Regions from separate parts of the Homo sapiens genome. Here region 1 is linked to region 2. A link is a contact called in ENCODE Hi-C or POLR2A ChIA-PET data. All regions are on one chromosome and are shown on one strand. Each heading gives the region's core, a stretch centred on a gene start or an enhancer-like site at or near the end of the contact. The rest is flanking DNA. Distances are from core to core; before and after follow the strand shown. Region 1 overlaps LCMT1 (leucine carboxyl methyltransferase 1). Region 2 overlaps ARHGAP17 (Rho GTPase activating protein 17).

The links. A loop is a pair of places that touch in the nucleus more often than their neighbours do. ChIA-PET counts read pairs that join two places held with the same protein, here RNA polymerase II (POLR2A).
Region 1: a map of IMR-90 shows a loop between it and region 2 (2.8-fold over the local background). The contact joins two enhancer-like sites. A Hi-C loop is called at or near these places in 1 of 168 maps with a recorded cell type or tissue (IMR-90). POLR2A ChIA-PET finds 5 or more read pairs at or near these places in 4 of 52 experiments (Panc1, activated CD4-positive, alpha-beta T cell, activated naive CD4-positive, alpha-beta T cell and 1 more).

What each region holds. Positions count from the first base shown.
Region 1 is chr16:25,133,070-25,137,795 of GRCh38, forward strand. The region is part of intron 3 of LCMT1 (leucine carboxyl methyltransferase 1); the gene reads left to right. Among named protein-coding and RNA genes, the nearest start is that of LCMT1-AS2, 14 kb to the right of the region's middle. Within about 2 kb of position 2,593, at least 3 of the 41 ENCODE cell types and tissues checked have a DNase peak (open chromatin) inside an H3K27ac peak, as active enhancers do.
Region 2 is chr16:24,977,654-24,982,708 of GRCh38, forward strand. It overlaps ARHGAP17 (Rho GTPase activating protein 17), which reads right to left. Exons shown (of 20, transcript NM_001006634.3): 2 at 1,313-1,352. Among named protein-coding and RNA genes, the nearest start is that of ARHGAP17, 35 kb to the right of the region's middle. Within about 2 kb of position 2,603, at least 12 of the 41 ENCODE cell types and tissues checked have a DNase peak (open chromatin) inside an H3K27ac peak, as active enhancers do.

The DNA of each region.
Region 1 (4,726 bases), core at 1,343-3,842, 160 kb after region 2:
AGGCTGGTCCTGAACTCCTGGCCTCAAGCGATCCTCCTGCCTCAGCCTCTCAAAGTGCTGGGATTATAGGCATTAGCCACTGCGCCCAGCCTATATTTGTAATTTTGACAGTAACTAAGATTTTGTCAGGATAATGGCTTCTTGGGTAAAATTTGGAGATTCATATGGCTGGGTGATGATAATATGTTGCAAAGCCATTTTGTAATCTTTTTCTGATTTGGTCTCTTAACTGCTCTGTTAGAGTATGAATGCAGGTCTAATTACATTCTCAGAGGGAAAGAAAACTGGAGTGTGGTCTTTGGCTCCTGGGCTTAGGTTTTTTTTTTTTTTTTTTTTTTTTTTTTTTGAGACAGTCTTGCTCCTCTGTTGCCCAGGCTGGAGTACAATGCCACAATCTTGGCTCACTGCAGCCTCCACCTCCCGGGTTCAAGCGATTCTCCTGCCTTAGCCTCCTGAATAGCTTGGACTACAGGTGCACACCACCATGTCTGGCTAATTTTTGTATTTTTAGTAGAGACGGGGTTTCACCGTGTTGGCCAGGCTGCTCACAATCTTCTGACCTTGTGATCTGCCTACCTCGGCCTCCCAAAGTGCTGGGATTACAGGCGTGAGCCACCGTGCCTGGCCTCCTGGGCTTAGATTTTAATAGCCAAACCGTTTCCCTACAAAGTCCTCACTAATTGGCCGGGCATGGTGGCTCACACTTGTAATCCCAGCACTTTGGGAGGCTGAGGTGGGCAGATCACTTGAGGTCAGGAGTTAGAGACCAGCCTGGCCAACATGGTGAAACCCTGTCTCTGTTAAAAACAGAAATTAGCTGGGTGTGGTGGTGGGCACCCGTAATCCTAGCTACATGGGAGGCTGAGGCAGGAGAATTGCTTGAACCCAGGAGATTGTGGTTGCAGTGAGTCGAGATCATGCCACCGCACTCCAGCCTGGGCGACGAGTGAGACTTCGTCTCTTAAAAAAAAAAAAAAAAAAAGTCCTCACTAATTGCATTTTTTTTTTGTAGGTTTGTACAGATTTTGCTTGGTTCTTCTGTCAGGTCCGTCATGTGACAGTAATGGGAACGTGCATTTCTCCAGATTTTTTGCGGATGTTGACCAAGACCCACTTATCTGTTTTGTCCCCTAATCAGTTCACCTGATATGAAGGTCTTTGGTCATCAGAGCTCTCAACCCTTCTCTTATTGAAGTGAGAAATCAGTGACTTCAACAGAGTGTGGGTATTTCTTTGCCTCTGCATTCTCTTCTCAAGATATAATCACTAACATCATGAAGTGTTTTTACATATATGACCTCATGAATTAACACGAGAACTCTGTAAGGGTGTTTTACACAGATGAGGGAAATGAGACTGCAAGATTGTCTTCCAGGATCCTGCAGCCAGAGGCTCTGGGGCAGGGATCAAGCATTGTTATCTGCCCATTAAACTCCGGATTTCTTCCTCTTTCCCCTGCACACAGCCTCTGTGGTTTTTCAGGAGGGTGACCTTCCCTTTTCTGTAGATCTGTTGTATCTTTGTTTTTCCGTCATTGTTATTTTTGAGACAGAGTCTTACTCACTCTCTCACCCAGGCTGGAATGCCATGGTGTGATCTTGGCTCACAGCAACCTCCACCTCCCGGGTTGAAGCAATTCTCCTGTCTCAGCCTCCCCAGTAGTTGGGATTACAGGCGTTCACCACCATGCACAGCTAATTTTTGTATTTTTAGTAGAGCTAGCATTTTACTGTGTTGGCCAGGCTGGTCTTGAACTCCTGGCCTCAAGTGGTCCACCTGCCTTAGCCTCCCAAAGTGCTGAGATTATGGGTATGAGCCACTATGCTCGGCTGACCTGTTGTGTTTTTGTAATGAGTTGTCCCATGGTGTGGTGTGAGGAACCAGAGCACAGTACAGTGTGAGAGAATGTGCTATGTCAGTGTTAACAGGCCGCTGGAGAGATCCTGCCATTGGACCTGAGACCCCGTTGACTTGTCACGCAATTTGTTTTTTTTCTCCCGTCTTGTAGATGGATTAATAATTAATAAATCTGAGCCTCTTATTTATGAGCAAAGTAACCTGAGGCTTACGTACCCCTCCTAAGAAAAAGGCAGTCAGTCAGTAGTGAGGAAGGAAGACTGTATAGTGTCTGAAAGTTCTTTGTGGAAATGTTTTGGTTTTGATTGGTAATTATATTGGGCTGAAGGCCTTTTTTTGGTCTGAAGTTTCTTTTAAAATATATATCTATATATATATATATAACATTTGTTTGCTTTTTTAGAGCAGGTGTTACAAACTGTAGCCCAGGGCCAAATCTGGCCCACAGCCTGTTTTTGTAAATAAAGTTTTATTGGAAGGCAGCCACTCCCATTTGTTTGCATATTGTGCTTCAGCAGCCATATGACAATTATAACAGCAGAGTTGAGTAGTTACAACAGAGACCATCTGGCCTGCAAAGGCTAAAATATTTACTTTCTGGCTCTTTACAGAAGCAGTTTGCCAATCTCTGTTTTAGAGGTATGTGTGTGTCTCTAAAAGTGTAGCGAAAACATTGTCTGTGGGTCTTAGTGTCTCATGCACCTTCCAGCCGGAATGGTTCCTAGGTTGCACCAGCAGAGGTTTAGCTGTGAGTCATGGGTGTGAGCTTATTCCATAAAATCTCAGGAGCCCAAGACTGTACAGTTAAAGACTCCCATCTGCTGGCAGTGAGCAGGAACAGGACAAAGAAGAGTTAGTCTTGTCACAAAAAAGGAATAAAGGGGCCAGGTGCAGTTGGTCACGCCTGTAATCCCAGCACTTTGGGATGCCGAGGTGGTTGAATTGCTTGAGCTCAGGAGTTTGAGACCAGCCTGGGCATCATGACAAAACCCCATCTCTACAAAAAATAAAAAAATCAGCCAGGCATGGTGGTGCACACCTGTGGTCCCAGCTACTTGGGAGGTGGAGGTGGGAGGATCACCTGAGCCCCGGAGGTCGAGACTGTAGTGAGCCAAGATCGTGCCACTGCACTCTAGCCTGGGTGTCCAAGCGAGATGCTGTCTCAAAAAAAAAAAAAAAAAAAAAGGAAAGGAATAATGGGTGAGTGAAACCCTTTAAGGGGCCTCCATTTCTTGGTGTCTCCAGAATTCTGTTTCCATGGAACCAATGGATCCCTACAGCCTACTTTTCTCCATCTCCCTGTGGAGGGAAGCAGGGTCAATTTTGGCAGTCTGTGAGGTGGTCAGCCATGTCGAGTCCCCTTTGGGTGCCCCATTCCTCCTGCCCTGTGGCAGCTGTTCCCAGTCTCGGTGTCTTCCATACCAGTCAGTTGCATGCAGGCTATTTGGAGTGAAATATCAAAAGGGCCATCAAGAATCACAGAAGAAGAAGTTGAAGCATCACTTGTCACAGCCATTTTGCCCCTTTCTCAAGAAACAGGATATCTTTTTTTTTTTTTTAAGTTCTGGGGTACATGTGCAGAATGTGCAGGTTTGTTACATAGGTACACACATGCCATGGTGGTTTACTGCACCCATCAACCCGTCAGAGTCTCACTCTGTTGCCCAGGCTGCAGTGCAGTGGTGTGATCTCAGCTCACTGTAACCTCTGCCTCCAAGGTTCAAGCGATTCTCCTGCCTCAGCCTTCCGAGTAGCTGGGATTACAGATGCGCACCACCGTGCCTGGCTATTTTGTAGAGATGGGGTTTTACCATGTTGGCCGGGCTGGTCTTGAACTCCTGGCCTCAAGTGATCCACCACCCTCAGCCTCCTAAAGTGCAGGGATTACAGATGTGAGCCACCGCGCCCCACAGGATGTCTTTCTTAAGCGCTCCGGGTGTGCCTTTTGTAAGCTTTCTCTGCTCTGACTTCTTATTCAGAAGTTTTACAAGGTTCTAATGCATGGGAAAGCTCTTTAAAAAGGAAGAAGTCCCATAAGAGCTGCAGGGCACTATGCTGTCTTTCATTTATATACCTTTAATTGTTCTCATTGTCTTCTGGAATTTTAGGTGATCCTTAACTTCCCATATGCTGTCAGTAAAAGTTCTTAAAAGGTGTTGTAGAAATTGAAATTCCTAGTGAAAGTTATTTCCATATCCCCCTACCCATACCAATTCTCCTGCCTCAGCCTCCCGAGTAGCTGGGATTACAGGCACCTACCACCATGCCCAGCTAATAGTTTGTATTTTTAGTAGAGACAGGGTTTCAGTGTTGGCCAGGCTGGTCTCGAACTCCTGACCTCAGGTGATCCACCTGCCTCAGGCTCCCAAAGTGCTGGGATTACAGGCGTGAGCCACTGCACCTGGCCCCCCTCAAGTATCTTGAAATAGCTTCTGCATAACCCTACCCAGCAGGCATGGGCTATACCTCTAAGTGTGATCAGCTCAGATTCATGAGCCCAAGTCTCCTTGGATGGCTTTTTCTTTTTTTTTCTTTTGTGACAGGATCTGGCTCGGTCTCCCAGGCTGGAGTGCAGTGATATGATCTCAGCTCACTGTAGCCTCCTCCTCCCAGGCTCAAGCCATCTTCCTAACTCAGCCTTCCAAGTAGCTGGGGACTACAGGTGCAAGCCACCATGCCTGGCTAATTTGTATTTTTGGTAGAGATAGGGTCTTGCTGTGTTGCCCAGGCTGGTCTCGAACTTCTGGGCTCACGCACTCCTCCTGCCTGGGCCTCCCAAAGTGCTGGGATTACAGGTGTGAGCCACTGTACTTGGCGTCCTTTTTTGTTTTAAAAAGATAAATCCCAGCCTGGGTCCCCTGGGATTCCA
Region 2 (5,055 bases), core at 1,353-3,852:
AATTTAACTGCAAGATCTGTGTTTTCAAAATTATTCCTTATTGGGTTTGGGGTGTGTGTGTGTGTGTTTTAAATAAACCTCTAAAGCAGAATGGACAGTCAGCAATAAGAAACACTGACTTAGGGGACCCACGCATCATAAGCAGCTTCCCAAAATACTATTGCTAGAATATGGCTGTTTATGGCAAAGAGAGCCGCTTTTTACAGGAAGGAATGCCAAAAATGTGTATTCTGATGACTCATGAAGAATGAGAGCAGGCCCTTTGGGATGCTTTCTATTTTAAAGATAAATCAACAAATTCAAAACAGAATACATTTGACCCCAAACCATTTTACGCATCGAGATGGTCTGTGCCTCTTTCTCAAAAGGGCAGCGTTTCTTCAGATCCAAGCCCATAGCCCCAGGACTCAGGGCTGGCAGGCAATGGGAGATTTAGGAGCAGATTCCACATTACCTTCCCCAAATCTTGCAATGACCAGATTTTCAAACATTAGAAAACTAATCCACATTCATTTGCCACCAGAGAAAAGCAAAAAATGAACAAATTCCATGATTTAATTTTGATTCCAATTTCCACTAGAATGTAAACTCCACAAGGACAGAAGCCTGGATCTGTTTTGTTCACTGATTTCTCCCAGTGCCTGGGACGTTATCTTTCACAGAAACAGAAGGTGCTCATTTAATATTCGTTGAGAGGGCCCATGTCTACTGAGTTCCTGTGCAAGGTATTCAAGAATCAACAGCAAATAAATGCTGGTTCTGCCCCGCTGGGATGCACAGCCCCCTGGGGAAATGCCACACAACTGCTCTAACAGAGACTGAAAAAAAGGCAGAAGAACACAGGGCAAATCAAGGGATGTTTCACGTCAGAAACAGACAGTCTCTGTGGCTTGCAGTGGCAGTAATAATAATAGATCACTAATATCTAGCACTTACCACGTGCCAGGCTCCGTTCCCAGTGCTGTTCCTGCTTAACTCATTAAACCCTCCTAACAACCTGTGAGGTGGATAAGGCCTTTCCCTCAGTTTAGAGAAGTGGAAACTGAGGCGCAGGGAAGTTCAGTAAATCCCTGAGGCCACAAAGCTAACCAGCGCAGACGTGAGATTCGAACCCAGGTAGCTGGGTTTCAGATCCCCTTTTCATCATCATGCAACAAAACTGTTTTCTTTCCTGCTCAAAATCACACTAATTAATTTTATTCTGTTTCTGGTTAAAAAAAAAAAAAAAAAAAGCCCACAGGCCTCAATTCTCACATAGGAATTTTTTTCCATCCTTTAAACAGATCATTTAAAGGAGACTATATTTTGTTACCTGTAATAGATCTTCACTAAGGACTTCTGTTTTCTCAGCTCTGTGGGAAAAATTAAAAATTCAGAGTTAGAAATCCAAAAATGAAAGGCAACTCCTAAAATTTAATAATTATTAGCCTGGAGTTTAAAGCAAAACAGGCAGAAATAAATTTAGAAGGGTTGGCAGGGGCAGTTTACCAATTTTTACATCAGAGAGCAATTTAAGCAAAACCAAAGAAAAATAACTAAGCAAAACTTTGTGGGGAATAGCAGCCCAAAACAAGAACAAATGATCCTGAGTAGTGGTTCTCAAATTTGAGCAGGCACAGAATCACCAAGGGCAGCAGGTGCTGATATAAAATGCCATTTCCCAGGTCCCTCTGGATATTCTATTCTAATTCAATAGACCCTGCATTTTTAACAGCCACTCCTTGCTCAGAATTCCATTGCAGGAGGTCTAGAGACATGGCTTTGAGAAAACACTGTTCTACAGAAGCTTAAACTTCAGTTCACAACCAGAAACGTTATGCAAAGATGCAAGCCTAGACCACCACACACAATAACAATTAGTTCCTCCTTCAAATTTCCTCTCCATCCTTACTTTGAAAAGAAACTAAGTGTTTCCACAACTTTCTCTGCTATGCTTTGAACTACTACTAATTTCATCAACCCTTCCATTAAACCAACACGGTGGCCAGCAATCAGAAGGGGGCATTCCGAGCTGGCGGAGTCTCAACTGTCAGACCATAATAATTTTTATTTTATTATTATTATTATTATTATTTGAGACAGAGTCTCATTCTGTTGCCCAGACTGGACTGCAGTGGTGTGATCTCAGCTCACTGCAACCTCCACCTCCCGGATTCAAGCGATTCTCGTGCCTTAGCCTCCCGAGTAGCTGGAATTATAGGCACGTGCCACTTCGCCCAGCTAATTTTTGTATTTTTAGAAGAGACAGGGTTTTGCCATGTTGGCCAGGCTGGTCCCGAACTCCTGACCTCAAGTAATCCGCCCACCTTGGCCTCCCAAAGTGCTGGGATTACATGCGTGAGCCACCGCGCCTGGCGTGAAGGAAATTTTTAAAAGAGAAAGAAAAAGTATGTTTCAGCTCTGAACAGTGAAGGGAGTCAGGGGAAGGCTGTCAATGAACCGGAAATTCAGAACAGGGATTGTATGATCTTGGCCGGGAACCAATGCAAGAGCAGGAAAAGCTCTTGGGCCAGAAAGTAAATGAGACCCCTAGAATGACCTCGAAATGCTGCTAAGCTCAGAGTAGTGCCAACTGTGGGCAAGGGAAAGAAGCGCACAGCTCCTCCAGTCTACACTTAAGGCAATGGCACGTTAGCCAGAACAGGGCATTGCCATGGGGGATTCTAACACTTGTCATCATGGCACTGTCCCAGTCAACCTGGAGATGCCTACAGGGTGGCTCACTCACCAGTTTCTGCAGGAAACTGGAATGCTGACCTGACTCAAATACTTCCCAGGGCCAGAGGATCAGGGCCTAGAGACAAAGCCAAGGCCCCAGCTTCCAGAGGCAGCCAATTTTCAACTCTATGAAAAGGTTCCACCAGCAACAGGCCAACATATGCTACCCTAGACCTTGCTTGGCAAGCAAGGTGCCAGGCATTGCTGAAGAGCCAAACACAGGTAGTCATACCAGTTAGGGAAGGGAAGCAGGGCCCCAGCTGACCATGAGGTCAAAGAACCAGACTCAAAAAGAAACCTGACAGTCAGCCTAGCAAGAACACACCTGGCATGAGATCGTCATAGTTTCACCATTAGACGCCCCCATTCCTCTCGCCAATGCCTCATCCCTCCTTTAGCAAAATGCCACCAGGGAATGGGTAACTTTTGCCTTTCTTCCCTAGCCAAAACCCCCAAATCTGGACAGGGCCCTGTATACCTCTCACAGAATCCACCTCAACTCTAAAATGACTTCCTTCTGTAAGTACGAGTATACACAGAGAAGTCTCAAGGCCTATTAAAATTTTCACAAGTTCAAAAAAAGAGATTCAACCTGAGAATCAGAACAAATATGTCCTTTTTCAGAGCAAATTATTTTTTAAAAAATAACAGAAGAAGAGAAGAACTTGCTCTACAATCCCAATGTGGGCTATAAGCAGATGTGGGAAAGTTAGTAATAGCTCAGAGGTATGCTAGAGCCAACTCAGACCAACCAACCATGTGCATCTTCTCCCAACTCCTTGCTCAGTAACCTCACACTGGTACTTGAAATCAAAAACATAAACAACTGCAAACAATTCAAATAGGAGCTTGGCAGTTGTTAAACAGTTATGAGCACAGTGCTGCAACAGCCACAAAGAAAATAAAGCAAACATAAAAACGAGGCAAGTATTAACTTCAGGAAAAACAAAAAGTCCACTGGAAACATAAAGATAGTCATAGTAACTAGTATGCTCAGCTGCAAATAATTGATTGGACATAATATAAATATCAAATAGTAATACAATGAAAAATTATAACTGTATTGAAAGGATGGGGGGAGCAGAAGCAGAGGGAAAGGGCCCTAAACCCTCATTTATCAGAACAGAAAGTCAACAGACAGTAACTAATTTGATAACCCAAACGATAGTTTACACATATTACTTATAATTATGAATATGAATAAATGTCACAATAAACTGTTAATATTTCAAAGTAGTTGCTTCTGGAGTTGGGAAATCTCAGAGAGTAGGGAGTGAACCCACCGTATTTTGTGGTAAGTCTTTTACTATATTATTTGACTTTTTAAACTACATGAATCACAGTTTTGAGGTTTTTTAAAAATAGCATGTTACTTACACTTTTAAGTAGCATGCTTGATTGATATGGCCAGGGGTGAAGTGTGCCTAACTTAAAGAATTGGTCCAATGTCAAGCTCTACAAATGCACAACAGAAAACATACCTCAGAGTATCTAAAATGTAAAGAAAATCAGTGTATTTCCAGCCATTTTTTTCAAATTAACTGGACCCTCTGCTTTAGAGGTACTTTACATGAAAAGGTCTGGAGGCTGAAAACTATATTGAATATATTATATGAAAATGTTAATGTACTGTTTAAAAAGAAATTTCCCCTTTGTTTCCTGTGTTTGTGGAGGCTATATATATATTACATTAATAAAATCAATTTTAGATTTGCAGGCTTAGATTTTTTTTTTTTAAATCAATTTTAGAGGTTGGGGGTGGTGGCTCACGCCTATAATCCCAGCACTTTGGGAAGCCAAGGTGGGTGGATCACTTGAGGTCAGAAGTTCAAGACCAGCCTGGTCAACATGGCAAAACCTCATCTCTACTAAAAATACAAAAATTAGCCAGATGTGGTGCCACACACCTGTAGTCCCAGCTACCTGGGAGGTTGAGGCACGAGAATTGCTTGAACCTGGGAGGCGGAGGTTGCAGTGAGCCAAGATCGTGCCACTGCACTCCAGACTAGGCAACAGAGCAAGACTCTGTCTCAAAAAAACAAAAAAAAAATGTGTAGAAAAAAATCCAAACCCAACTAGAGATTAAAAGTGATCTATAATTGGGAAGAATTACTTTTAAGTGACAAATCATGACTATGGAGTATAATACACAAACTGGAATGGCTCCCTCACACAAAGATTCTTTGCTGGCCTGTGGACTCTCCATCTTAATTTTCAGGCCTTGGTACTGTCTCCATCTATTCCAATAATGTGGTCCAAATGACCTGATCTCCCTCATCACTGTGACTGGTCCAAGCCTTGGTGCTTCCTATCGTGAACTGTTTTGCAGTGTTCACC